2 separate regions of the Mus musculus genome follow, and region 2 is linked to region 1. The links are chromatin loops, found by intact Hi-C in ENCODE. Cell type or tissue: left cerebral cortex. All regions are shown on one strand. Links, peaks and the distances in the headings refer to the core of each region. The heading gives the core; the rest is flanking DNA.

Region 1 (11,970 bases), core at 2,227-10,226:
ACTGAGTTCCTGATGAAGACCCGCTGGCTGATTTGTGTTTCAGTCACTGACCTTTCACCGGGCGCCTGGCATCGGGTACATGAGTGGCTTGTGGTTGTTTGACGAGTGGACAGTGGACATTTCTGAAAAGCCAAACTTCTCACAGTCAGGGCCTGTCTGATCTCTGATGCCCAGGTTCTCTTGGTGGCACGCTTGTGTCTGTCCCTCACTGGAATTCTCCCACGTGTGTGTCCAGCACTCAGTTTTCCCCACACATTCTCGATATCTGAGTTCATTTTACTACTTTAAAGCCAATCAAAGGGAATATAAACGGAAAATCCTCTCAGTCGTTTGGGTGAAGGTTTTTGACCTAATACCTTCCAGTGGGCTTTTAGGCCACTGGATCTGCACGCTGCAAAGTTATACAACATCCACTGTCCTGCTATTCCAGTTTTAGATAAAAAAAAAAAAAATAGTTCGTCAAAGCACTTACCTCATTTGGAATCCTTCTTTGTGTGTGTCTTATCTCTTACTTGGATGGATTTTAACATTTCCCATTTTAATTAGCGTGGACAGGACCAAACAAGGGAAGTTTCTGTAAGTCTTACAGTAGGATAAGGACTGGGGAAAGAAGGGGGGCACTCACCTTGTTAAAAGGGGAACTGTGGGAAGGAGAGGGCCTCACTAGCAGTGGATTGATGGAGAGCCCAGTTTCCCAGCATGGCTGCCAAGAAGCAGGCAATAACACCACCTGTCTGTTTGGCAGCTACAGGTGTCTACACATGGTTCATAGGTTCTTTTTTTTTTTTTTTTTTTCTTTCTCCTGACTTCGGGATTTAGATTAGAGACCCAACTAACTAAATCAACAGGTGAATCAAAATGACATGCAGCAAGGAAGGGAAAAAAAAAATCACTCTCAGCATTGCTGTGTGAAGATGAAAGCAATCCAGAGCTGTCTTTGGGCATCTGTATGAGTTTTGTAAGGGCTTCTTGTCTAAAGCCTTTTCTTGGCCCCTGGGTTTTGGCAAAGCCAGTCGACTCTCCTACAAGCTGGCACAAGGCCATGGTAACAGATGGCCAGGAGCGTAGGCAGCAAGGAAAGCAAAGGAAAGCATGTAGGAGCGTCTGTAGCGAGGGCTGAGGGCGAGTGCTTCAGACACAGCCTAGAGTCTGTCTGTCCTCCTGTCTCTGCTGCATTCCTGAGCAAGCTAGGGACAGGAGAGGCTGGAAGATACACCTTGGCTGTGACCTACCCCAGTGAGAAAGGTCAGCACTACTTGACTGGTGTTTTTATATCAGTTTTTATTCAACTTTGATATCGAAGAGGGGATGCAAGGACAGATGTTCCGAAGGAAACCACTGGCGGCTCTGTGTCCTTGCCTGATCCGATTCATTCCAGTCACTTCGGCTGAATTCTCTTCAGTCAGTACCTGGATTGTATCTCCCTCCCCCCACCCCACCTTTTGATGAAGATAAAGGTTGTGTTGATGGTGGAGGTGGTAGAGGTCCTAATTAACCTGTAATATGTAGACATTGCTTTATAATTTCATAAGCAACTAGGGCTGAACAATTATTAAAAAGCCTTATAGCTGATACACCTTAGAATTGAGAATCAAGCCCCAACAGTCTGGCTATAGTAAGAACCTTACCAAATATCCTTTATATTTTGGGAATGAATACAAATCCATCTGTCAAAGGTACTCTGGGAATACCTTGATTGTCACCAACTTACAACTTAATAAATAGACATTTTTACTTAATTAGAATTTAATTCAGCTAAAAGTTTAGTAAGTTTAGTCCTAGATATATTTTTTGTGTGATTTAATTATTAAGAAAGTGTTTTGTTTTGTTTTGTTTTCTTCTGAGAAATCAATTTCCGTTTAATGAAGACCAAAGTCAATGGCGTTTGTGAGCAAGCACTGCGCTGATACTTGATCTCTGGGTAGAGAAGGTTACCACCAGGAAGACATTTCTTAGTTATTTCAAGGAGCTGATAGCCCAGCTTTAGTCAAATGCCATTTCTATGATCTATAGACTTTTCTGAGATTTTATATCTGTAAATATGAGTCAGCTATTGATATAGTACAAATAACCACAGGAGTTCAGGACAGCCTGAACATTGTTTGGTTGAGGTCATGTAAGCCGATACAGATGAGGTGAGTTGCTAGCTTGGGCAAGCACTTGTCTTAGCAAAGACAGAGCAGAAGAGAAAAGGCTCAGTCCCTTGAGCCTCTCTTCAAGACTGTGACCACAGCATTCTTAGAACATCCTGTTCTGCTGGTCAGATAGAGTTTCATGGGTAAACCCAAAGAGACAAAGACTTGTTGGGTCTCCTCTTCCGTTTTCTCCCCCCCCCCACACCTCTTTCTCTCCTCTCTCCCTCCCTTCCTCCCTCCTTTCCTCCCCTTCTCTTTCCCTTCTACCCACCTTTCTGTTCACCACAGAGTAAAGATTAGCAATAATGAGAGCATTGAAGCCCTGGGGCAGTGCCAGTGACTCTATACAGAATGTCTTGTACCACTCATTTTGTGTAAGCCAGTACTCAGATGGTGACACCTTTGTGTCAAGCCATCTCTCAACACACACACACACACACATACACACACACACGCATACACAGACACACGCATAGTTTTTGCATCTACTAAAAATCTATTGTCCATAACATTGAAAACATGGTGTTACAATTTGAGTGTGTGATACACCCTAGAGGTTCCTGCCTTTGCACACACGATCCCCAGCTCATGGTACTATTTTAGGACATGGCAGAACATTGAGGAATTGGTCCATCTGGAGGAGGTATCTTGGTGAGGACGGGACTTGCATTATATAGCTTCTTCCCATCCCATCTCTGCTTCCTAACCTACCTAGATGGGACCAAGGGGCCTCACTTTCCCATCACCAGATAAGAATGTCTTCTACACGCCTTCCCTGACATGATGGGCTATGTCCTACAACCCTGAGTCAGAGTTAACTTTCCTCCATAAGTCAGATATTCAGCCACAGTGAAGAGATGAGGACACAATACAGATGACGTTCATCACCTTCAGGAACATCTGATAAAGTCCTTTCAGGAGCAAATTCTCATTACAGAAACTGCTTCAGAGTCAACGCAAGGCCTCTGGGCTCCAGCCCTCTAGTGCTTGAATGCTGTGTGTCCTATCAGCTACATACCAGGCACCCAAAGCACTGAGTATAACTTCCTCAGAGAAACTGGCCTGAGCTTGTCTTCCCTTTGGGCAGAGACATGAATGCAGTCATCGTTCCTGTAAACAATAGCCTCCTCTATGGACATATCATCTTACCATTAAGTTTTATGATCATGTTTATACCCCACTACCATTTGGATTCAAATTTTCCTTTATTAAGGATCAGTTATAAAATAAATATTGGAGACGGGAAGAAAAAGAAGGGAGGGGGTGATGGATGGATGGATGGGGAGAGAAGAGACTGAGAAAGAGCACTTCTGCGACTTGACCTATATGTATGCATGATTGAGCAGCACATATTTATTTCAAAATTAAGCCTACATATACATTTTATTTATTTGTATATGATATATATGTATATTTATTTATTATTTGTGTATACACACACACATGCGCACACGCGCCTTGGGTACATGTGTATTGTATGAATGTGGAGGCTGGAGGTTGACTTCAAGTGTCTTTGTCCATTGCTTTCTACTTTGAAGTAAGCAAGGTCTCTTACTGAACCCAGAGCTTGCTCACCAATTGGTTAGACTGTCTTGCCAGTGAGCTCCAAGGATCCACATGCCTCCCCTACAATATGGTTGTAGACATGCACCACCATGCTTAGCTTTTCATATGGGTGCTGGGATCAGAGCCTACATTGAACAGACATTCGGCTGAGCCATTTTCTCATCCTTATCATGTCTACTTTGATAATAGCAGTGATGTTAAAAAAAACACCCTACATCCATCAGTTTGTATAAAACATCAATGTGTGTTTCTGTCACATTTAAGAACCGAAACCCCCACCATCATAACTTAATTTTCACCCAATGTTTTTATAAGAATGTTGTGGTCCCATGAGGAAGGGACCAGTTAGTTTCCCTCACACCCTTCTTGCCCCGCTGCTCGGCTCTCAGAAATGGCTGACCCAGACATCTGGAAGCATCCTGGCCCTCAATCTGTTTCTTGCTCTGTATTCTGTCACACTTCTGTGTCTGCAATATTTCCTTGTGTTTGGTGCTCAGAGAATACATCTGAACAAGTTGGGAAAACTTCCCCACTTCTTTTAGTAAATTCACTTATATTTTGCCTCAACTGTTGAACAACAGCAGCAACTGAAACTACCAGCTGTTTGTCAAGGAGGCTGTGTAATGGCCTTCTAGTGGCAGGCTGTTATTTTACATGAACACCCTAAGGGCAGGCAGTATTCACCAACCTGTATGGGTTTGTGCACGCGCATGAAAGGGTGGACATCCACACATAGCTTGTCTCTATTATTTAGATAAGCCAAGGTAGAACTCACGCTGAACTCATTTGAATTTTACTCCTTGTATCTAAATATTCCACCCTCCTCCTCAAGCTGCTTAGCCAAAGGTGTGTGACCTCACCTCTAAGAGCAACCTCACCTTTAAGAGTGACTTCACCTTTAAGAGCAGCTTGGGGAATAAACCACACAGGTCTGGCTCTAAACTTGGGCTCCCGGAGACTGTGGAGTCAGCTGCCCAGCCGGTTGCAGGTGTTTTTTGTGGCACCCGTAGATCCTGAGATTGTGGTTAGTTTCATCAGATGTATGTGTCACACATTTTCAGTAACTCAGGGAGCATAGGAGGCTTCTGACTATACTTGATCAGCCTTACCTGGAGACTACGCTAGGTAGAACGGATAATCAGGGTGGCAGCTGCTGTCCCTCTCCATACCTGCTGCCTTTCCCTGCAGAGCATCCCTTAAATAAAGCATGATGGCCTCTTACTACCATGTGTCGACTTTACGAGAGAGGTAAAACCACTTAGACTCTTTTCCTAATGCCAAACATGGAGCCTGCTATATAAAATAAGTCCATTGACTAAGCAACTATATACGAAGGTGAAGCGTGCTCCTGTGCATGTGAGTTCTTTTAAGATAATTGGCTGCTTCTAAATGCCAGGGCTACGGGAAGACCCATGTCCCTTTTATTTCTCTCAGTATTTTAAAATCCTCCCCCCACCCCAGTAGATACCATTTCTCATGTATTCAGATGCCGTGGGAAGCATTGCGCATCCAAAGAACCAGTGATAAGAAAACTAGAATGGATCACAGCTTCCAGCCCATTAACCAAACCCATAATTTTCATTAAGGCAAGTATGACAATGAGAGAAAAAAATTAGTCTATATCAGGGGCATATTTTGAACCTATCGTCAGCAAGTGTTCTTCCAGGGCACTGGGGAGATGCTTCTGAAACAGAGAAGTTTGAAGATACCACGCCCCCATCCCCGTTAAGAAGGTGCCACCTGAATACACAGCTAAAACAGGGAAATAATAGTTCTTGTCAATGACTGCAACTCCGTGGCTCGCAGATCCCCCACACCGAGTGCACACTGGAGCTCTTCCCTGTGTTTGTGCACTTTCTGTATCTGCAAGTTCTAATTGGTCTGAGGGCTGAACTCTGAATGAAGGTCTCTTGTGTGGGTAAAGCTACACCCAGCAGCCAAAATCTCGAGTAGTTAAACAGGCACCAATTCTCAGAGAAAGGAGAAGCCACAGAGAAGCCACTGGCAACAAAGGCTGGCTGAATGCTGCCAAGCAGAGACACGACACAACAAAACAGAAAAAACAAAAACAAGAACAAAACAAAACAAAACAAAAGCCCAACCCTCCCTCTGAGAACCCCCTTCTCTAGCATCTGCATGCTGCCTAGCCCTTCACTGATGCTGCTCTTTGCCATGTGAACAGATGTGCATGCCCACGCTCTTCCTAGCTCCCAAAACTAGAACAGATTTCTCCTTCATTTCCCTTCTTTAGCAAAAATATCAGTCCTCTCTCTCTCTCTCTCTCTCTCTCTCTCTCTCTCTCTCTGTGTGTGTGTGTGTGTGTGTGTGTCTCCCATTCTCTTTCTCCCTTCTTTCTCTCTCTCAAGCACAGTTCTGAAAAATTATGCATCTGTAAGTCGCCATATTTCAGATTTCATGAGAGTGACTTCCAGCATGATTTGCACTTTAAGCACGAAGGGTGACAGCCAAATGGCCCATGTACCCAGTTAAACATGTGAACATGTAGCTTCGAGAGCTCCTAAAACCACAACTCGTTAAAACCCTGAAACAAGACCAAAGCAAAACAAATACAAAGTAAGATTTCTCCATCACTCCACACACAGACTCAAACCCTTCCTGAATTGTTCGTCCTCAGCCATTCTTCTGTGGGGATTAGAACAGGGAGTGAAAAGTCCCTGTCCTGTCACCTGTGTCCCATGGAGTCTGTACCTTGATAAGCATTGTGTCTCCAAGCAAAATACACACTTATCAACAAGCACATACCAGGACTTGTGTTGTCTTGTAAAGAGTGAAGAATGAATTGGTACACATTCTCTCTCTTTAAAGTTTGTGATATAAAGAGAGAAATCAACACAAGCATATACATTTATAAAAAGTCTATATTTATATCTTAGTTACGGTTTCCATTGCTGTGAACCGACACCATGACCAAGGCAACTCTTATAAAGGACAACATTTAACTGGGGTTAGCTTACAGGTTCAGAGGTTCAGTTCAAGGCAGGAAGCACTGCAGCATCCAGGCAGTCATGGCCCTGTTGGAGCTGAGAATTCCACATCTTGTTCCAAAGACAAACAGGGGAAGACTACTGTCTTCCAGTCAGCTAAGAGAAGGGTATCTAAGCCCACTTCTACAGTGACATACTTCCCCCAACAATGCCACTCCTACTCTAACGAGGCCACACCTCCTAATAGTGCCACTTCCTGGGCCAAGCATATTCAAACCACTACAATTTATGCATATTACTAAGCTGTACACTATGAGTTTAAAGACTACAGTGGAGTTCATAAGTCAACCCAGAGTTGTTATGGAGGTATACATATTCCTTTTGTCATTGCTATGACAAACTACCTGACAAAGAAGCTTAGGAAGGAGGAAGGAAAGAGGAAAGGGAGGAGAGAAGGAAGGAAAGAAAGAAGGAAGAAAAGAAGGAAGGAAAGTAAGGAAGAGGAAAGTAGGAAGGAAGGAAGGAAGGAGGGAAGGAAGGAAGGAAGGAAAGAAGGAAGGAAGGAAGGAAAGAAAGAAGGAAGGAAGGAAGGAAGGAAGGAAGGAAGGAAGGGAGGAAGGAAGGAAGGAAGGTTGGGTGGCTTGGGTTTGGCTCATGTTTCCAGTGTGTTACAGTAGCCTAGTAACTTGGCATCCTTACAGATTTTTCCCATTTTACGACTGAAACCATGTTTTCCACCTTTCTGACATTCCCTCCCCAGTTGTTTTCCTGATGTTGTCGTCATAGCCCACCTCCATTCGTGTTCTTCTTCTTGATTAATATCAATCAGCTTCCCTTGAAACTCTCACTTGAGTCTCAGCCATGTCTCCAGGTCTTCCAACTCAGAAATAATTGTCAGCAGTTCAGATACCATCTTAAACTTCTCCTCTTCCCTTGCCAAATTCTACTTCAACCCCGAATGTTTTGTGTCTCATAGTGAAGGACAAATTTGGGTAGATTCGAAACCATTTTCCTTTAGGTTAGTTATGTTTCTTGCATGCAATCCAACAGGTCAGAGTCTCCTCTCTGGAAGCCCTTACTGCTTGTGTAACCTTGGGGAAAGGGGACTGTTGAGTATCTTGGAAGTTTCAGGCACTTCCTGAGACTTTTGAGTTGTTTACTTCTCAGTCTTAGTGAGCTTCCATCCAGGCTGGAATGTTACAACTCAGAAGAAATTGCTACACAACATGCATTGAAACAATGATACACCTTAGACCTGTACTTTCCACTTCCCCATGGCTAATCACAGATACAGTCAAATAACTTCCTTCTTGCAGGTGCTTCAAAACTTTGTACCTTTTCTGAGAAACAAACTACGTACAATAAAGGGGAAAGAGCCCTAGATTTGGAAACAGAAGACTTGAAATGAAATCCAGCCTTTATAACCTTGTGTCTCCTGATTGTCATAGGACTTCTCTTGACCCTTTTCTGGCCTGTAAACATTAGCAGCAATGCCTTTCTCAAAGGACCATTGTGAGGTTACAGAGGATAATTGCACAGTTCTTTGTAAAGTATAAAGTATTATGCTCAGATTTAATCTTCAGTGTAACCAAAGGATGCATTCCCCAGATAGTTCTCATTGCAAGAAAGACTTGTAAGGTCCAGTAGGGTATGTGCAGGTAGGAACCTATCAGCAAACTGCTTGGTACAAGTTTGCAAGCTCTTAGTTGAAGCACATAGAAGCCCAAGGGAATGGATCACTTAGGGGCCCATGTTAGGGCAATTGCTGGAAACTGACTATAGTCTAACCACAGTCGTACCTCCTTTTTTACAGTTCCCTGAGAACTTGAACATCCAAAGGCATAGGGTTTTATTGACAGTGCACTAGGAAGTCCTCTGCTCATGACACTGGGGTGAAGGCAAAGGTTATGTTAACCTCTATGTTGGTACCTTCATTGTTAGCCTCTCTGCCCAGTAGGATACCCCAGTGAATGGATATGAGGGATGAAGGGGCTTCCCATTTACTTTAAGAATATGATCCCCCCCAAATGGAAATATGTGTAAGGAACTGGACTCTTATCACTAGGCACATTATTAATGCCATGGTTTCTACTGATGGACTGAGAGTCTCAATAAGACAATACATTGATTAACAAAAATAAACCCAATGGTCTGATCAAATTACCTTTTGGAATAAGGCCATTTCCTTTCGAACCCTATGTTGCTTATATTTCAAAGTGGGATTAAGAAAGAAAAATTCTTTTCATGCTATGTATCTGTCTCTTTCTATGAGTGTGTGTATATATGTTAAAAAAAAAACCCTCCATGATCTTGCTTTTAGTAAACCTATCTTTTACTTAACAAGATGGCTCAACTAACCTTGAGTCTATAAAGTGAAGGTACACGGCCCCTTTAGAGTCTGCATCTCTCTGATTCTGTGTTCAATTAGGTGTAGACACAGACTCCAGCTCTTATATAGTGTTTAATTGTACAGATTCCATAAAAAAAAAAACCCACTTAATCTAAAGACACCAAATACTCTCTTTTATTGCTCCACTAAATACTTTTACCAGCAAATGCTTTTGGGGTGCATTTTATTTATGGATTTTTTTTTTCACGATGCTGGATAGCTTTTGTCTTTTTTAGTGCCTTCTAGTTATGGTTGTAGGCTGATCATTTTCTGGTTGGTTTCACACTGAGCTGCCTTAGAACTCGTTGGGAGTGGTAATCGCTTTCCACTGTTTGTATTTTGTTTCCCCCTAGTCTTGTGCTAACTCTTCCCGACTCCAGCAGGAAATTTGCTGTGCCACACATTCACTCTGGGCACCGCTAACACCTCCATGGATAGATCAAGTAAAAGATGTAAATGTTTCTTATTCAAACAAGGAAAGACAAAATCTAATCAACCCTACCAGCAAAAGGAAAAAAAAAAAAAAAGATTGAGAGCTGGAAATCCCCGCCCTCCAACACCCCCGTAAGTGAGATTTGTGAGAGAGAAACGGGTTTATAAATCTGTGTTGGGAAACAAAAACAAATTATAAAAGACCCCTAAAGGAAAAGATTTTGATGGCTTAAAAAACAGCTTGCTTGGCATTCCGTGCTTAAGTTTAAAAATGAAAGTAACACGCTAGAGAAATCAGCAGTAGCAACCTACCAGATTTCTCAACTAGAAGGACCCATCAGAGTTTGTTAGAAGGAACGTAAGAAAAGTTGGAGGACTTTCTGTCACCTTGAACCCTGGTTACTAAGCTCTGGGTGTAGCTAAGGGGTAGTTCTCACAGCTGAGAGCCCTGGAAGGCTCAACCTGAAGGTAAGAATAAAGTTACTGCAGAGCAGACCCGCCTGGGGGCAAAGTGTCACAACCAAAGGCTTGACCAAGGGCCCCAAATATAAGAAATTCACGTGACCAGAATAGAAGCTACTAGTGTTTGGATCTTTTTACACAAAGTTGATTTATGTTTATGTACATGTTTGTGCACGAGCTTACTTGTCTGCATTTGCATTGCTTGTGTGCAGGGACTCTCAGAGGTCAGAAGTGGCCTCAGATGCCCTGGGATCTGAATTCCAAGCGATTATCAGTCTCCTGCTATAGGCACTGGGAACCAAACCCAGGTTCCCTGCATGAGCAGAGAGCTCTTAACTGCCTAGCCAGCTCTCCAGCTGGTCTCTCCTAGCTCAGATACCGGCGGCAGTCTTTTCCTGCAGGGTTCCCAGAGTTCATCTGCTTCCATAAGATGGTGTCTGAGAGGAGGAAGGGCTGCAGGCAGGAAGTGATGTCACAGGTGGGCTGGCAGCTAGAAACATGGATTCTGATTACATAGAGGGCTGCAGGCCATCAAAACCCAGTGCTAATCAATGATTCGCTCAGACCCCAGACCCAAGGTCATCTGGCCGCGCTTCTGGGATTCTAGAAAGCACGGATGGGGACGAGGAACGGGGGAAGAACAGAGGTTGGGGTTGGAGAGAGAATGAAGTATGTTTATTGTATATTTTTCCACTTTTAAAAGACTGTATTTTCTTAAGGTGTGTGTGTGTGCACATACGTGCGCATATACATGTACGTAAGCTAGCAGAGGGCATAGGATTCTCTGGTACCGGAGTAAGAGGGGATTGTGAGCCTCTCAGCAGAGGTAGCAGACCCTAAACTTGGGTCCTCTGCAAGAGCAGTATACAAGCTTAACTGCGGAGCCATCTCTCCAGCCCGCATTTTATTTCTCCTTAAACTAATCTGTTATTGTTCCCTCTGAACTATTTAGAGCTATTTGGGTTCCGTAAGTTCTGTGTCTGGGTGCTATCAGAGGCCTCTTCAAAGCAAACTTAAAGTATTTCCTTAAGCGGTGCACGCACAGGTTAATGCTACTCTGTGCACCTTGGCCTTTGGGGACTCTCAGTGGATAACTAATCAGTGCGTCTGTTGTTTCTAGGAAACATGGAGAGAAAACAATCACCTCTGTTCTCCTCTCTGGGCCAAAAGAGTGAGCAGTAATGAGCGAGCCTGGGAGGGCACCTGGGAACCACAAGCCCCAACACACAGGTTAGCATCGCCTGGCTGACCTAGCTCACAGGTGCGCCCGTTGCCAGGTAACACTAAGGGCCTCTGGGTGCTTTCAGAAGGCCTGCAGCTGGGCTCCGAGAGGTGTGGGCACAGCCTGGGGCCATGGCAAAGCAAAGCAGAGGGAGTTAGTTTCAGGGCACCCGGCAGGGCAGCCAATGCTCATCCCCGTGGCAAGTAGAAGCATGCTGGGTTTGGCCCTGAGTGCCAGGCAGGTCTGCCTTAGCTGCCTGTGCTGTGAGGAGCTTCTCTGATCACCTGCGGGCTACCCTATAGGTGTAGAACGGGGAGTGAAATCTGTTCTGCACAGCTAGGAACTCACTATTTATGATTGCATTTGTATTCCTATACGTTTGTGTTCCTGTTCATACTTATATTGTTTATATTTACATCTGCACATTTATGCTTATTAACATTGTTCATATTTACAATGATATACACATATATTGATAGCCTGACCTTGCAAAGTTATATTTGATTTTCTCTCTTGATCTTTGTGGGTGTGCATGTGTGGGTGTGAACATGTCAATCTTGTGTGTTAGTTCTTACCTTCCACCCTGTTGGAGACAGGGTTGTCTTTTTTTTTTTTTTTTTTTTTTTTTTTTTTTTTTTTTTTTTGGTGCTGTGTACACCAGGTGAGCCAATACACACGCGTCAAAAAATTCTCCTGTCTCTACCTCCCACCTCTAACTGGGAACACAGGAATTGGTCACACAGCAGCCTCTGGTCTTATTTGTGTTATGGGGATCTGTATATAGGATCTCGTGCTGAGTGGCAAGCCTCTCCCCACTGA
Region 2 (11,970 bases), core at 1,954-9,953, 240 kb before region 1:
GGATGGACACTCTACCAATCAAACTATATTCCCAGCATGGAAATGATGATAATAAGCTAAGCTAACCCAGGGAACTGGAGATTCCACCATAGGAAGAGAGTGCAGAAGAAGAGAGAGGGAGAGAGAAGGGGGGATGAGATTTCTCCCTGTCTGCAGCTTCCAACCCATCCACATTCTACACATGAATGGTTAGATCCTACGTGGTGGAGCCAAGAAGAAAAGAGATGAGACCGAGTTCAGGAGATGATGCCGGCAGACATGGCTCAGGAGATGAGATCACTGGCTGATCTTCCAGAGGCCCCAGCTTTTATTCCCAGCACCCACGAGGATTTCACAGCTATTTGTAACTCCAGTTCCAGGAGACCTGACACCATTTTTTTGGGGGGGGGGCTTCTAGGACACAGGCTCGCAAGGGGTCCACAGATACACATGAAGGCAAAACACCCATACACAGAAATTTAAAATAGTGAGCGAGCTCAGGAGTGATACTGAATCAGGATGTGAATGGAGGTTGCAGAGGTGGCCCTGGGGAATATCTGCTTCAGGGGACATTTTTATGATGGAGTCAAGTGGCATAATCCAGTGGCTTTTCTCAGATTCCTGACCCGTAGAGAAGTTCCACCCTTCAAGGAATCCAGAAGAACAACAAGTCTGGGGAAGACCATTTCAAATCTATTGCTTCTCAGGGGCGGGCCAGGCCAGAGGAGAGCTGATACAGTGGCTTGAGGGACAGGTGGAAGGAAAAAGGATTAACTGAGTCGTTCTCTGGGGGAGAAGTTGTCAGAACAAGACATTGTTCATCCCACCAAACACTTTCCAAGCTACCGTGGGCTATAAGAAGAAAAAACACAGGTATTCTTCAACCTTAGGGAGTCTCCTCTGTTTTAAATGCAGCTAGCCTTGACGTTGAGCCTGAGTCTACAGCAGCCGATCTGGCTGCTGAAGTCACATCCTTACTTCAAGTCCCTTGAGTTTGCTGTTTCCCGGACTTTCTCTGACATACAAACCAGAGTATCTTCCTACCCTTTATCTTTCTCGAGATTACTTGCAAGTTTCAAACAGCATCCCAGGATTTCCTAAACATAATTCATTTACCTGTTTTTTTTTTTTTGGGGGGGGTGGTAGTGGTTGTTTTTAATCCTGCCTTGTGCTTAAGTATGAAGTGCCTGGTTAGAGCAGCCCGAGAGAGCGAGCTCCTGATCTGATTTACTCCGCTTTGGTGTGTACAGAAGGCCACGGGTAAGGTGCTTAGTCCAGACCCAAGCTTTAGTACTTAACAGAGTTATTTATTTTGAAAGAACAGGGATAAGATGCAAATATGATCACAAACACACTAGGAAAAATTCCCTCTCAAGATTTTTGAGTGGTCCCGAGTGAAGCCTATGAGACCCGAGATTGTCACCCCTCAATAAATTGGTTCTCACTTGTAAATAGCATCTCTGTCACTTAACATATATGCACGAAATCTTGTTTCAGGTACAGCTGGACGTAAAATCAGTTTTACAGTCTAGGGGGCAGTGGTTCTAATTAATAAAACAGATACTTTAGCGGAATATCATGGCTTGTAATGATAGAAGCCATGTGGGTCTGAAGCCTACTGAGGACAGCCCTATTAAGATTCACTCAGAAGCTGAAAATTAATTTCCTGGACTTAACACAGTAGCAATGGGAAGGCTTTGCTTCCTCATAAGCCTGGAGGGTAGGGGCTTGGCCCCGTGGAGACCCAAAGGCTATGTGGGCTGATTAACATGTATATAATTAATATGTGCCAACTAGATAGGAAAAGGCAGTTGATTCCACTCTGCACTACTGTGAAATAATTTCCTCCTGTGACCATTATGTACCTCTCTTTCTTCCTTCATTTTTCCTTTCTGTCTTTCTCTTTCCTTTTTCTTTCTTTCCTTCCTTTCTGAATCTAGTCTTTGGGTACCACCATCTTTGGGTTTTAGGATCTCTTGATTCCTGTCATAACAGAATCAGAGATCTAGTAGGGAAGCTACCCGATTCAGACTAGATTTTCTTCCCATTCGCATCACCCCTTTAAAGCCACACTTTTCACTCCTTGGTAAGGAACATGGTAAATAATGGAGGTGATCCATCAAGAGGCCTGTTCCTGATCATGAAAAAATTGCATGACTCGGTGCAAGTCAATTAAAAACCACAAACTTCAGATCTCAGTGAAGATTGATTTATTAGTACAGGAGGCATCTAATACAACAGTTAGGGAAGGATGAATTAAGTTTTTTTAAAGTTTTAAAAATGCCGTTAAAGTTGACAACGAACTTGAGTAGGAATTGTACAATACCAAAGTCAGTTCTTTCAAACCAAAGGGTATATACTGTTTTATCCTAAGATGTCTGAGATGCCAGGATTTTGTAACAACTTTAGAAATAACATCCATTGTGTGTGTGGGGGTGGGGGGGGGGTGTATTTCTTTTCCTTCCAAGGTTTTAAATGAACCTTATTCTTTGGTTTTGCCTATACAATGAAACTACAAATTACCAAAACCAGGTCAGGATATTTTCTTTTGTTAAGCTAAATATTTGCATAAGTATAACAATCTGGATAAAAGACTTAACATGTTTTTATTATCTGGTTGCCTGGTTAGGACACAGGCAATATCCTCATAGAAAGTAGCATCTTCTACAACTACATAGGATACTTGTTGTCTTGTCATTTAATCAGCAGTGGTTGTATTTCTTTAGAGATGTCAACTGCTGCTTCAGAGGGCCAAGGAAAAAGTATCAACTCTCAAACAACAGGATCTCCACATTTCTTTCAGTGGTTTTTGTATGCTCAGATATAAATTTATATGCCAATATCTCTAACAGCAGAAACATCCAAACTTTTTAAAAAGATTCAGAGTCTAGCAATGCCGTTTTAAACTCTGCCTAACAGCTTAGGTAGGGTTCAGCAGTCAGGCATGCCAAGCGCATAGTCCCAGGGAAGGGCACACACGTGACACAATCCCTCTGAAATTAAACTGCCAAAAGGCAAAAAGTGCCCTTTTTAATAACAAAGAATGCAGTCCTTAGAATCCTTGAGATCCGGAATTCCATCAGTGATCTAGTGCTTTCTTCCTGATGCACGAGTAGTATGAGCAATATAAAACAACCAAGCACAAACCTCATCCAAAAGCGGCCCTTTGACTTTATAAGGTTCAACACCAAATTCTAAATAGACTGGAGACCAGGGAAGGAGATGAGGGGCAAGCCCTGGGGTGGGAGGTGGACAGAATCGCACAGGTTTTATAGAAACCCTCCATGAATTTTTAACCTCGCACTCATTTTGACCCTTTTCGTTGAGTTATCCCCCCTAGCTGACAGCTAGGAACTGTGACATTTCAGATCCCCATAAATATTTGACTTTGACTTCATAAAAAGTCCCTTGGGTCTATAATACTTTTATTCTTGTATAATCTGAAACAAATCCTTTTCCTTTTAAAAATCAAACAGAGCACGTTTACACACAGTTCACTATTTACAAAGCACCCAATTAAATCCCACTTAATTCTCCCACTCTTAAAAATTCCATCTAACTGGTATGTAAAATACCCATTACATTAAATGTGTGATGTTCATAAACCCTGGAGTTCTCAGCTCACCTAGAATATATGATTTTTCCCGGAAGGGAAGAAGGGTCCTTAGTCAATCCTATAGCGTTAAGAAATCACATCAGAAGTCACAGTACAAGACAGATAAATCTACTTTTAATTTTCACATGTAAAAGTTACACATCACATGGAATTGGACAGTAGCTTAGTGGTGACTGACATCGCTATAGTGAAAATCATTTTTTTATAGAAAAATAATCTAGATGTGGTCATCAGAATTTTTGGTCTACTTAAGTTAATATTTGAAGATCGACTTTTATCCCTGCTTGAAGGATTTTCCAGTATGTTTTTTTTTTCTTTTTTTTTTCTCCTACTGATGCCTATTAATATTCTTTGGAGGGAAGAGGGCAGAAAATGTCCGTTTCCAAGAGTTTGTCCTTTGGTAGCAAGCAGAGAACATTTTTCATTTCTATGATTTAAATAATCTGTACAGATATGAAACTTCATGACATTATGCTTTAGTGTAAAATGAAGGGCGAGCATTTTCACTTTGAAAAGACAGCAGTTCTGTAGACTTCTTAAAGGTCCAAGCATTTCTCCATCCTATATGCGAATTCACTCAGAATCTATTTTTGACCTCAGTTCAAAAAGAATAATAATAATAAAAACCCCACACACTTAATTCTTTATATATTACACTATAAAACCCTGTACTTAAAACCCGAGAAGGTAGGTTTTTACCATGTACACGTCAAATACAAAGGTTTCCATCTAGGTTAAAGAAAGCACATTTGAAAGGACTCGTAACTGGTTTATTTTGTGATTGAACACCTCATGCAATCATGCAAGACCAGTACCAGAGAGCTGTTACCTCTGAGCCTCAGAAACTGGATACTGGGCAAAACAAAACAAAAAAACCAAATCAACAGCCTGGCCAAACAGAAAACATCCAGATAGCAAAAGCTCTGCAAGGGAGCTGAAAAATAATTTTCCAAAAGAAATATTCCCATCGATTTTAAAAAAACAGACACATAATATTTACAAAAAATATTTAATTAAAAATATCTTATAATTACAGTAGTCTATTAAAGCGCATATACTTTCTCACACTTATAGAACATCTCTATATATACAGGGTATGAAATGTCACTCACTTATCTATACAATATGTAACATTCTTGCAGAGAAAAAGTTCCCCGCCCTGTTATAATCATCTATTTTAAACAATAGATGTAAAACAACATATCTACAGTGCTCTGGTATATTAGTAAAGCTTCAAAAACAAAAACAGTTCCCTTGTCACAATGTAGCCTCTAAGGTTGGATTCACGATTGCTCTTCTACTTAGCAGTCTGGTCGACAACACTTAAGCTTCGAAGTTTAACTGCACCTTCAAAAGGGTGATAAAAATAACCACAGAAACGTACAATTCACAGCGGTCATAAAAGAAGAAACGAAAGAGAATACGTACGGTGAATGCTCGTGAACGTGCAAAAAAAGTAAAAGTGAATTTAAGTTTTATTTTTCCCCTTCTCTCTCTCTCTCTCTCTCTCTCTTGGAATGACAAGACGAGACGACGTTTCTAGATTTGCTGAAGATTTCCCCCCCTTTCCTCCGGTGGCTTGTTTCTCTTAATTTCTGCTCTGGCCCTCCCTTCCTAGGGCTCCTGGCTCGCTGGTGCTCAGGCGGCCGCACACCTGTGGAAGAGGAATGAATAGAGGGGGTGTGTGAACCTTCTCGCTGCAGACTAACTGGCGCCACCGACCAAACTCAAGACATGCATGATCAACAACCCAAAACAAACCGCCGGGTCAGGCAACACCCGCAGCCCGAAGCTCAGCCAAGTGCCCAGGAGGCAAATGCGGGCTGGGGAAGGCCAATGGACAACGTTCGGGGCGCTCTGCCCACATCCCTCTTTGTGGATGTCAGGCCGCTCAGCTGGGCATGAAGGGGAGGGAGGAGGATTGGGAGATCTTGGGACACTGGGATAGTTTCTACGGTCACGAGGGTGTCCTCTCAGAGGTAGAGGAGACCAGCAGAGCCTGTCGGTCACAGGCAGAGGAACGAGGGCGGCGGGGACCACAGCTGATGAGGCTCCGCAGAGAGTGATCCCCCCCCCCCGAGTTGGAAAGCTAAGTGGACTGTCTCGCTAACTGGGTGGCAGAGAGGTATGGGTGTCCCCGGGGCTTTTACGCTTCGAAATGCTAGGGGACAAAGATCGCAGCAGTGCCTGGCACCGGCAGCCCCTGGGGAGGTGCGAGCATGGTAGCCCACTAACCATTCGGGGACCTGAGCGCTCACCTGGCCATCCATCGCAGCTCAGCGGCAGAGAATGCTGTCACCCTGCTTGTTCACGGCGCCGGCCTGGAACAGCAACCCAACACCAAGGGGAAAAACGGTTAGAGTGCGCATATCACAGTGTCGCCACCACCCAGGAGACGTCCTGGAAAACTAGGCAGGCGAGCAGAGTCCCCACCCGAGCCCGAAGCTGGGGAAGCCTCCTGTGATGCAAGGGACACTCCGGAGACGCAGGGCTCCAAGTCCCAACCGCCCTCGGCTCAGGGACCAGTGGATCACCAAGCCCAGCAGGCGGCTCTCGGTGGAGACGGGAGAAGCGGCTGTCATTCCCTGAGAGGAGCAAGACCACCCGTATCTCGCCGCCCCGCCACCTTTCCCGCGATGCCCAGGGTGCCCCGCCAAGGCTTCTCACCGGGTCAGTGTTGAGCGCGGTGAGTGGGGTCCGCGGCGGCGCGACCGGACAAGCCCCGGCCGGGTGGAGAGGTGGCGCGGGCGGTGGCGGCTGTCTCAGCAAAGCAGGGTGAGTCTCCAGCGCCAGCTGCAGGTCCAGGATGTAGTCGATAACGTGCTGCAGGATCTCCACTTTGCTGACTTTCTTGTTGGGCGGGATGGTAGGCACGAGCCTCCGCAGGCGACTGTAGCAGTCGTTCATATCGCACTGCAGGCACAGCGCCGGCTCATCGGCCGCCGCCTCGGCCGCCTTGCAGCGCGCGGCCGCCGCAGCGGCGGCGGCGGCTGCCGAGCCACCCAGGCTGTGGCCGTGCTCCGCCAGGCAGCGTAGCGCCAGCTCCCCGCCGCCGCAGCCCGACGGCGCCTTGCGGCCCGAGGGGCGCACCGGGCTCACCGCCTTCATCGCGCGCTTCCTGCGCGAGAGGACCGCGACAAGCGGTAGAGCGAGCTCCGGGTCCCCGCCCGCAATTTGCTTTGCTCCCCTCTCCTGCGCGTCCGGCGCTCGCAGCACCCGGCGGCTCCGAGCTCCAGAAATCGACCGGAGAGCTGCTCGGGGTTTTGGAAAGGGTATCTCAGGTTTTTGTTTTTTTGTTTTTTTTCTTTTTTTGTGAGCGACAATCGGCCCGAAGCAAAAGACAAGAAAAATCAAAAGCCCCGGAAAATAAAAAAAGTAGCCCACCCTGGTCCCTGAGCCGTTCCCTTCTGAGCTTCGACTAAGGTGGATCGCCCGGTGACTGCCCCCCCTCAAAGTAACGACTTCCAACCGCGCCTCCCAGCTCAACAGCGTCGCTCGGCTCCGGCACAGCAGTATTTGTAGAGCCGCGCGCCTTGGGGGCGGGGCCAGCGCGCGGGCCGGGTCGCCACAAGAACCGGACGCGGGCGAGCTCGGCGCGCGGGCGGCGGCGCGGAGGGAGGTGGCGAGGGCGGGGCGCCGGGCAACCCGAGGGCGGGGATGGGCGGGGGGTCGGGAGTGACCAGCCAATCAGGAGGACAGTGCCACCTCGGGGAATGACGCTCGGGCCAATGGGAAGGGCACTCCATTCCGTCAACGCTGTGGGAGGGGTGAATCTGAGAAAATGAGAGCCGGGTGGGAGTCGGGCCAGGATGGAGAGTGCCCGAGGGAGGGGAAGAGAGAGAGAAGTTCCTACGAAGAACTAGGGGAATGTGCTGGCTGGAATGCGTTCTCCATGGGCCTAAGCTGCTGAGGGACTCTGAGCCTTGTTTGTGGGTCCCCTGTCACTCTTCAAGGGGGGGAGTTCAGTCCCCAGGCCTTCAGTCCCTAAGATTCCAGTGCTTTCAGAAGGACTCGCTTTCAAGAAGCGAGTTGGTTCATTTGTCCATGTTATCCTCCTTCGGCATCACCATTCATCTTTGCACAATTGCGAAGCCCTTATAATGGAATGAAAACGGGTAGCCTTCCCGTATGTGTGTATGCATATACATGCAGGCTAAAGCTTAGTAAAAGAAAAATATAGGAAAAGAATGTCGAAAGCCGGATCCAGTGCAGGATTTCTGATGAAGGTAAATACACATAAAACAAGATCCAAGATCGTGGTGGGTTTTTCTTGGACCTATCCAGATGCAGAAGTGGGCTTAAGACATGCAATCCTTTGCGGGTGTTAAATTAGAGCATGCAGAAATAAAAAATGCACGGACACGAAGTGTTTAAAATTCCACCATGACATATAATATTAATCTGATTTATGTAAAATTCATACCTGTAACTTAATTTAAGCCATTAATGCACAGCTTCATATATTTCAGCGCACTTCGATTTGAATAAGGAAATAAGAATAGTCCAGAGGCTTCCCTGTAGAGCTACGAAATATTAGCATTCACATCTCCAGGGTCCTGCTTAGGCCCCACCCTGCTACAAGGCCTGTTTCTTTAAGGGTGTTGTGTGTGTGTGTGTGTGTGTGTGGCTTTTTAGCAGAAAAACAGTCCTTCAAGGGTTCAAAATAAGTGTTGCTTGTGTGTCCTCTTCAAGAAAAAACAACCAAGCTCTTCAGATGGCAAATGAGCATAAAGCTCACAGCTCATGGGAAATGAATTTCGAGTGCTTTCCCCCTGCAAGCCCTCCCACCTTTAGACATGCTTGAAGATGAATTAACCCGAGAATTTTCTTCCTTCCCCATACATGACACGGACTGCTGCCTTCATTTTCACTGATAATTGAAAGAGATGTGCTCTTCACATCTTCTGACCACCCCGGATGGGCTTCATGCTCCTCTTTTCTGCTTTTCAGAACTCTGATACCCATACAAGGCAGCCGTTTTGTTTCGCCATGCGTGTACATTGTGACTCTTTGGCCACCACGGTTTCCAGAGTGCATTCCTTCTTCCTGACGAAATGAGGAGCAGACTAGTAAATACCAGTTTCATAGATGGATGTAACCATCTTCCTCCCTCTAAATCCTTAGAGGCCACTGTCCCTAATTATTGGAAACAAATGACATTCTCCGTTGCTTTTGTGCACGCACAGTCTCCATCCACACTTACTGAGAAAAATGACAAAATGTTAAGTAGTGTTCTCTTCCAAAGTCTTACACATTCTTAGTATAAACCCAGACCGGGTGTGTGTGAGTGTGTGTGTGTGTGTGTGTGTGTGTGTGTGTGTGTGTGTGTAAATACCGTGATTTTAGATAGAAAGTTGGGAGAAGCAGTCCTGGTGAGCAAAAGTTAGTATATTTGTTTTCCATTGTTATCACATTTGATACTGAACATACAAACATATGTACAAACATACATACATACATACATACATATGTTTTATCATGTTTTGGGAAAACCCTCACTATGTTCAGAGCACACACAATATATCAAAAGTTCATCTAGGCTAAGCTTGTCCACAATACAATTAAAGTTATAAATATGTAACAGACCTTCTTTGCTTTATCTTAGAGATCCACACCTTGCCTGTGCCAAATGTCAAAAGTTTCAGGGCTTGTGGCATGACAGAGCTTAAAGGTAGCAGTATTGGGTTACCACGATGGAGTAGGAGTTCAGATTATTTCACTAGATGATGAAGAATACCCAGGAAAAATGTGCCCCCCCCAACCCTGTCTATAGAGAAGGCAGAGGCAGCTATTATATGCCTCCTTTGGAGGGTCAGAAGGCATGAAGACAATAAAAAATTAAAGTGCTACATAAAACAGGAAACAATGGGATTAAGGAATATGATCTTGTGCTTTGGGGCCTATGAAACCAGAGCACACTAGAGTTCATGCATTTTTTTTTAATTCTTCGACATAGATACTTAGATGACAGCAAAACTGAATTAAAATAAAATAAAACCAGACCTCTTTGTGTTCAGCAATTGCCAGAAGTTGAATTAACCTTGGAAGCCATGATGTTGCCACTGCTACAAGGAAGAACCATAGCTTGCCTGCGTCTTTTCCTTTTATAGAAAAGTGTTTTACTCATACTTTTAAAAATGAGATAGGGTAGCCCAAACTCATTGCCCTGAAAGTGCTAGAGACTCAGTGGAAATCAAGGACGAAGCACTTCATTGACGATCAGGGAGCGCGGGTGATCATGGATGTGTTTACACCTGCCTTCCAGATGAAGGGATCTGCCCCGCTGTCTTGAGGAATATTCTAAATGTGCATCAGACCCTTGCTGAACATCTGGATTTCCTGTGTTTAGAAGGACACCCAAGTCTATTGTTCTCTGTGGCCTGTAAACCCTGGGGGACACCAGCCTTCTTTCTCCAAGGCTTGCAAGGGACCAGCAGATCGGCTCAGACACACAGACACACGTGTCCCCATGCCCTGGTTTCCTCTTGTTGTTAGAGGCGGTCACAGAAGGAGATACATACATACCTTCAGGGCACTGGGAACTGTTATGGGACATTATATGATCTCTCTGGCTGATATGTCCCTTACTTCGAAGGAGTGAGCTGAGGAGTTTCAGTTCAAGTTCAAGGCTGCTTTTACCAGGCTCCTGTGAGCTTACCTGAGCCAGGCTTGCTGATGCACACCTAGGAAACACTAAGAAACACTGACAACCTCTTGGTGTGTCCAGTCTTAGAAAGGAGGACCTTGTTTATTGAACATAGCTAGGCAGATGTGGTCATCAAAAAAGCCTTATTTGGGAAATTTTTTAAAGGATTAGGAGTAAGTGAATTTTCAAAAGCATTTCTCATATTAAAGCCAGAAAAAAAGGGAGTGAGAGAGATAAGATTTAGTGAAGCCTGACAGCCCACACTCGATTTATACTTCTCAGCTTAATAATTTCAGATTAATGAATACCTGTAGAACTTTCATATCTCGTGTTTATAATACATACAGTTTGGTAAACATATGTCCTATGGTCTTTCTCCAAAACTGTGTTAAGACCTGAGGACTTTGTCTGGAATCTAGCAAGTGGGCAAGGTTCAAATTCATTATTAGTTTTGGCAAATGTCGTCTCCTAAGCTCTGGGTTGTGTTTTGTTCACATAGAGGTCTCTTTTGGGGGATCAGTCTTTCAACAACAAGGCCAAGTTCATCAATTTATTTTATCAGGGATCTAAGGCATTTTTTCCTAAGGTAAGAAAGATTTTTCTCTTTTTTTTATTTTTATTTTTTATTCTTTTAGTGTTCCATATTTTCAGGTAGGTCTGCTCTCATGGCACGGAGATTTTGAGCACACTGAGGGTGGTAGAATTGAGAGGCCCCCAAGAGCTACAGCGCTCTTCTACCGCCATCTTGAAATTCTTAGCCATGTTATGTATGTATATATGTATGTGTGTATGTATGTATGTATGTATGTATGTATTTATTTTTGTTTTTGAGACAATGCCTCATGTAGCTGAGGCTGGCCTCAAACTCACTGTGTGGCAGGGGCTAGACCTGAGTTCCTGAGTCTCCCGCTGGGATTACAGCTATGCACCACTACACTGGACTGTTTTAGCGATATCTGAACAAGGGAAAGTAAATGAATTTTCACTTTGCCTTGGAGTCCACGAATTAAGTGGTTGGCCATTGTTTTATGAGCATTCTGCTTCGCATGCGGCACACGCTAATGACTGAGGTCAACATTTTATGTACATTGGTTCTGTTGTTCTAGCTGAAGAGATCATCCTTTGTTCCTGGCCTTGACACCGTCTTCAAGTCAGCCAAAGGTGACACCTAGCCTTGAAACTCTGTCCCACTGACCTATTTGTTTTTATACCACAGCTGCATTGTCGTGATCGGGGTAGCTTTGGTAAGTCCAGGAAGCAGCTAGCATTAGATCATATGATCTTCTCATGCTTTTGGGGTTTGGCAGTCCCGGCTGGGTACACCGCACTTCCTTGTGACTTTTAGAATCCAGTTGTGAAGTTCTTTCCGAAAGCGTTATATGAAAAACATACAAGGACTGAAAGTAACTCAGAGATACGTAGAACATTTGCCTCTCATGAAACACACACACACACACACACACACACACACACACACACACGAGGTACTGTCATTTCATACTGAGGGTGTTTTGCCATTATTTTTCTTTCTACAGATTCTCCCTGGTAAGAAGGCTTATCCCTTGGCAGGATGGAGTGCCCCCTTTATGCCTCCCACAGCAAAATTTTCCAATGGGTACCTTTTTTTTCCACTAAAAATTCATGATATAATATGTGTAAGATCAGTTTCTCTATCTAACAACAAAAAGGATCACAGGAGCAGAGTTAAGATTTACTTCTCTGGAAAATC

Evidence for each region. Peaks named below come from ENCODE experiments on the same cell type or tissue, not always from the same donor. Only the 100,000 strongest peaks of a DNase experiment are listed, where the experiment ranks them.
Region 2: it touches region 1 in a loop (3.0-fold over the local background); 5 of 42 quality-filtered maps call a loop at or near these places.

What each region holds. Positions count from the first base shown.
Region 1 is chr13:48,017,060-48,029,029 of GRCm38, reverse strand. It overlaps 4931429P17Rik (RIKEN cDNA 4931429P17 gene), which reads left to right and starts at 10,422. Exons shown (of 8, transcript NR_038004.1): 1 at 10,422-10,598; 2 at 11,050-11,159. It overlaps Gm36101 (a long non-coding RNA gene), which reads right to left and starts at 674. Exons shown (of 7, transcript XR_873365.1): 1 at 473-674; 2 at 52-282. In left cerebral cortex, for the core only: no CTCF peak of the experiment used is centred there; a DNase peak (open chromatin) is centred at 5,885.
Region 2 is chr13:48,256,231-48,268,200 of GRCm38, reverse strand. It overlaps Id4 (inhibitor of DNA binding 4), which reads right to left and starts at 7,085. Exons shown (of 3, transcript NM_031166.3): 1 at 6,263-7,085; 2 at 5,854-5,916; 3 at 2,173-5,249. The coding sequence starts at 6,703. The coding sequence ends at 5,872. It overlaps A330033J07Rik (RIKEN cDNA A330033J07 gene), which reads left to right and starts at 5,578. Exons shown (of 3, transcript NR_102303.1): 1 at 5,578-6,281. In left cerebral cortex, for the core only: a CTCF peak has its summit at 6,142; DNase peaks (open chromatin) are centred at 5,682, 6,095, 6,407, 7,324 and 1 more place; H3K4me3 peaks cover 4,943 bases; H3K27ac peaks cover 2,247 bases.